Linked DNA regions of Homo sapiens: region 2 is linked to region 1. A link is a loop called in an ENCODE intact Hi-C map of the cell type or tissue named here. Cell type or tissue: transverse colon. All regions are shown on one strand. Region 1 holds the start of TULP1 (TUB like protein 1). Region 2 overlaps LOC124901310 (a long non-coding RNA gene).

Region 1 (2,500 bases):
TATGGATTTACTGTAATTAGCCAGGATCGTGCCACTGCACTCCAGCCTGGGTGACAAGAGCAAAATTCTGTCTAAAACAAAACAAAACAATACCACAAAAGCATGTCCCCTATCAGTGAAAAAAGAAAAAGAGTTAAGGGTATACCTCCAATACAGACATATTCTTTTTTTTTTTTTTTTTTCTGAGATGTAGTCTTGCTCTTTTTGGCCAGGCTGGAGTGCATTGGCAAGATCTCGGCTCACTGCAACCTCCGCCTCCCAGGTTCAAGTGCTTCTCCTGCCTCAGCCTCCCCAGTAGCTGGGACTACAGGTGCCCACCACGATGCCCAGCTAATTTTTTATTTATTTATTTATTTATTTTGAGACGGAGTCTCACTCTGTTGCCCAGGCAGGAGTGCAGTGGCATGATTTCCGCTCACTGCAAGCTCCGCCTCCCAGGTACACGCCATTCTCCTGCCTCAGCCTCCTGAGTAGCTGGGACTACAGGTGCCTGCCGCCATGCCCGGCTAATTTTTGCATTTTTAGTAGAGATGAGGTTTCACCATGTTAGCCAGGATAGTCTCGATCTCCTGACCTTGTGATCCGTCTGCCTCGGCCTCCCAAAGTGCTGGGATTACAGGGGTGAGCCACCGCACCCGGCTAATTTTTGAATTTTTAGTAGAGACTGGGTTTCACTGTGCCGGCCAGGCTGGCCTCGAACTCCTGACCTCAAATGATCCACCTGTCTCAGCCTCCCAAAGTGCTGGGATTACAGGTGTAAACCACCGCACCTGGCTCTAGTTCTTATTTTTTGTGAGAAATAAAGATAAATACAGGATCCAGTCTAATGTTTTCTTCCACATCCCATTGACAAATGACTAATCGGCCCCTCTCACCCCAAGCTTCTGGGGGCTTCTCGGGGCAGGTGGAGCTGGTGGCCATCCTGCAGGCTGCTGGGGATCTGAGAAGAACTGGAGTTGAGATTCTTCCCCCAGTGGCCTGGGCCTAGCAGGGGAGGGTCGTGGGCTGTAGCACCTCCCACAGCGCGGCCAGGCCTCCACTCCTTGAGCAGGGGGAAGGGGGGTGAAGTTGAGCCGAGATTAGCAGGAGTCGGGAGGGAGGCTCCTAGACCTGCAGAGAAAGGGGTGCGATAGGCAAAGGCACCATGCCTCTGCGGGATGAAACCCTCCGAGAGGTGTGGGCCTCTGACAGGTCTGGAAGGCCCCCAGTTCGTGGCACCTGAACCCTGGGGGGCCTAGATGGAGGGATGGGGAGTGGGTGGGATGGGGAGGGAAGGGGAAGGGAGACAGGCTGATCCCTTTGCTACCCTCAGTGGGCATGAAGAAGAAAGCCTGAGCCCGGAGGCCCCGCGGCGCCCCAAACAGGTATGCCACCCCACTTGGAAAGGAAGCAGAAAGATGTCCCCGCTGTGCGTAAACCCACGCAGGGTAGGGGGTCTAGGGGTGGGACAGGTCCCCCTTAGCAGGGTCTGGGGGTTGCATGTCTGGAGATCTGGGGGGAGAAAGGGCTGTTTGGGGACTTGGGGTTTCCAGGGAAGGAATAGGGACTTTGGAGCATTGGATATGGCCACGATGCATGGAAGGGGTCATCCTGCCTCACTCCAAGAAGGGGGCTGCAGTTCCCCCCGGATAATCTGCGGTTATTTCTGGCGGCTCAAGGGATTAGAGGGGGATGGGCGGGCCTCAGCGCCCCCCTTTCCTTCCTCGACCTCCTCTTGACCCCCGTTCCGCAGCGACCCGCCCCGGCACAGAGGCTAAGGAAGAAGAGGACGGAGGCCCCCGAATCCCCCTGCCCCACGGGATCCAAGCCCCGGAAGCCCGGAGGTGGGCGGGGTGCAGAGCCCGGGTGGACCCCCAGGGTGTGGGCTGCGGAAGGGAGGGGCTTGAGGGCCGGCGCGGGTGTCGCCGAGCCCTGGAACGGGGTGGGGGAGGAGGGGGCGGGGAGTGATGAGAGGGGAGGGATTGGGGTTGGGGTTGGGGTTGGGGTTGGTGTAGAAGGGGGTGGCGTTGGGGTAGAAGGGGGTGGGAAGCTGAATGGAAGCCGGGGAGAAGTGTTGAAAGTGGAAACCCAAGCCCAGGGGAGATCCCTAGGGTGAGGAGCCCGAGGGGGTGCGCCCAGGCTTGGGGGTAGCGGGTAGAGGCGCTGCCTCGCGGACCCGCGGATGGGACCCTGTCTGAACCCCGCATCTCGGCTCAGCTGGGCGGACGGGGAGGCCGCGGGAGGAGCCTTCCCCAGACCCAGCCCAGGCCCGGGCGCCGCAGACGGTCTACGCCAGGTTCCTCAGGGACCCCGAGGCCAAGAAGCGCGACCCCCGGGAAACCTTTCTGGTAGCCCGTGCCCCAGACGCGGAGGACGGTGAGAGAGGGCCCCAGGGACGCGGGTGAGGGGGCGGTGGAGCTAAGGAGAGAAGGGGCTGGCTGGACGGGAACGGCCCAGAGAGGCAGAAAACAACTGTAGTCAAATAGCCCCCACTTTTCTGGCCTTATCTTTGAGCCAGGTA
Region 2 (2,500 bases), 50 kb before region 1:
TATCAGCTTATCCCCTTATAAAACGCTATATGGGCTACCTTATGTACATTCCACTACTGACATTCCTACATTTAAAACAAAATGTCAGTTCCTCAAAAATGATATACTTGGTCTATCTTCCACTTTCTCTTCTCTTAAAACCAAAGGTCTCTTAGCACAGGTGCTGCCCCTGGAATTCCCAGAACATCAACATCAGCTCCCGTCCTCATCAAAGGGTGGAAAAAAGGAAAGCTTGAACCAGCTTGGGAAGGACCTTATCTAGTGCTCCTGGCCACTGAAACTGCATCCGAACAGCAAAAAAAGGATGAACTCATCATACTCGAGTGAAAAAACATCACCACCTCCGGAGTCACGGGCTACTGTTCCAGGGGAAAGTGCTACCTAACTAAAGCTAAGAAAAACCCAACCCTCCTCATGAAGAGGAGACCCTGAAGGATCTCCAAAACCAAAGAAAGTTAGCCTCTATCAATAAGTACCTTTGCCCCTCCAAAATAAACAAAACTGCCTATAATAATAAAACTTGTACCAGATGTGCACAAAGCGCGGGGTGGAGGTTCTGTTATGGTTAGGGAGATGAACTCTGGACCACGAAATATCAAGGCTAGACCTCCCCAGGAGGAAGCTGCATTAATCTAAAGCCCGATATCCACCTTACCAAAGGCATAACTCCCCCTAATTGTCAGCCTCAGCAGTGTAACCCTATACAAATCTTCATCACTGTCCCCACCTCCACTGATGCTAACCCCACTCTAAGCCATTTCTGTGGCCTAGAAGCTAATTTTCATTCTGGGACAGACCCAATAGGATCTTTTGAAATGTGCTTCATTGATCCCCCACCCCCTTCCCTTTCTCCTTCTCCAGAGCCTTCTTTCATTCAGACTGTTATTTTTTCCAATAACAAAGCCATAGTCGACATTACAAATATTAGAGATTTAAAACAAACTTTAGCAGTCGAGACAGGATACCAAAATGCAAATGCCTGGTTGGAATGGGTTAAATATTCTGTTTGCACACTAAATAAAAACAACTGTTACACTGGTGCAACAGACAGGCCAGAGGCTCAAATAGTCCCTTTCCCTCTTGGATGGTCTTCTAACGAACTGGGCATAAGCTGCATGGTAAGTTTCTTCCAAAACTCCACAACCTGGGGCAGCAAGCCACACAAGACTCTCATTGCTATTCCCCAAAGTCAAAGGCTCTGTGGATCAGCCCCCAGGGGCCACCCGGCCTCCAGCCTCAGATGTTAATTTTACCTCGGGTCTCTCACGGCAGGGGGAGAAATTAATGTCTCTCAAAGACCTAAAATGGTGCAGTGAGACTAAGCCTTTCCAAGAACTTACCAGTCAAGCTGCCCTTACTCACTCCCGAGCAGACGTATGGTGGTATTGCGGGAAACTACTATGAAGTTCTCTGCCGAGTCACTGGAGTGGCACTTGTGCTCTCGTTCAATTGGCCATCCCTGTCACCCTGGCATTCCGCCAACACAGTAAGCAAGAAAGTCAGAACCGAGTTAAAAAAAAAAATAAAAAGCACTCCACTGGATCTTCTAACCCTCACATTTATATAGACGCTATTAGAATTCCACAAAGAGTACCAGATAACTTTAAAGCCCAGAATCAAATAGCTGCAGGGTTTTAATCTGTGCTGTTTTGGTGGTCAACTATAAACAAAAATGTAGATTAGACAAATTACGTTTATTACAACCAACAACGATTTGTTAAGTATACTAGAGACACTATTAAAGGGATAGCTGGACAATCAGGACCCACCAGTCAAATGGCCTGGGAAAACAGAATAGCATTAAACATAATACTAGCGAAAGAGGCCGGAGTCTGTGTCATGATTAAAGTCCAATGTTATACTTTTATCCCTAATAACACAGCCCCCGACAAAACAATAACAAAGGCTTTGCAAGGCCTAACCTCCTTATCCAACAAGTTAGCAAAAATTCTAGACTAAACGGCCCTTTCACAAATTTAATGGGAAATTGGTTCGGCAAACGGAAGGGACTTATGTCCTCAATCCTCACCTCTCCTACCATCAAAATAGGGTTCCTTATTCTTGTAGGATGCTGTATCATACCCTGTGCCCGAGGATTAATGCAAAGGCTTATTAAAATAGCTCTCATGAACATGGCTATACAAATATCTCCTGGAGACCTTGCTTTTAATTCTTTTGGTTCTGCGCCCACAAGTAGAATTGCTGGATCAAAGGGTAACTCTATTTTTAATTTTTTGAGGAATTGTCATACAGTTTCCACAGCAGATGCACCATTTTACACTCCCACTAACAGTGCACAAAGGTCCCAATTGCCCACGTCCTCACCAACACTTGTTATTTTCTGTTTTGTTTTTAGAGCAGCCATTCTGGTGAGTGTGAGGTGTTATCCCTTTGTGGTTCTGATTTGCATTTGCCTGGAAGTTAGCGACGTGGAGCATCTCTTCATATGCTTATTGACCATTTGTGTATCACCTCCAGAGAAATGTCTATTCAAGTCTTT

What was found. Peaks named below come from ENCODE experiments on the same cell type or tissue, not always from the same donor. Only the 100,000 strongest peaks of a DNase experiment are listed, where the experiment ranks them.
Region 2: it touches region 1 in a loop (2.6-fold over the local background); 27 of 110 quality-filtered maps call a loop at or near these places.

Annotation. Positions count from the first base shown.
Region 1 is chr6:35,511,503-35,514,002 of GRCh38, reverse strand. It overlaps TULP1 (TUB like protein 1), which reads left to right and starts at 1,107. Exons shown (of 15, transcript NM_003322.6): 1 at 1,107-1,191; 2 at 1,313-1,364; 3 at 1,733-1,823; 4 at 2,197-2,355. The coding sequence starts at 1,145. In transverse colon, no CTCF peak of the experiment used is centred here; no DNase peak of the experiment used is centred here; H3K4me3 peaks cover 641 bases; H3K27me3 peaks cover 1,914 bases.
Region 2 is chr6:35,561,175-35,563,674 of GRCh38, reverse strand. It overlaps LOC124901310 (a long non-coding RNA gene), which reads left to right. Exons shown (of 2, transcript XR_007059562.1): 2 at 147-540. Among named protein-coding and RNA genes, the nearest start is that of LINC03135, 19 kb to the right of the region's middle. In transverse colon, no CTCF peak of the experiment used is centred here; no DNase peak of the experiment used is centred here; H3K27me3 peaks cover 200 bases.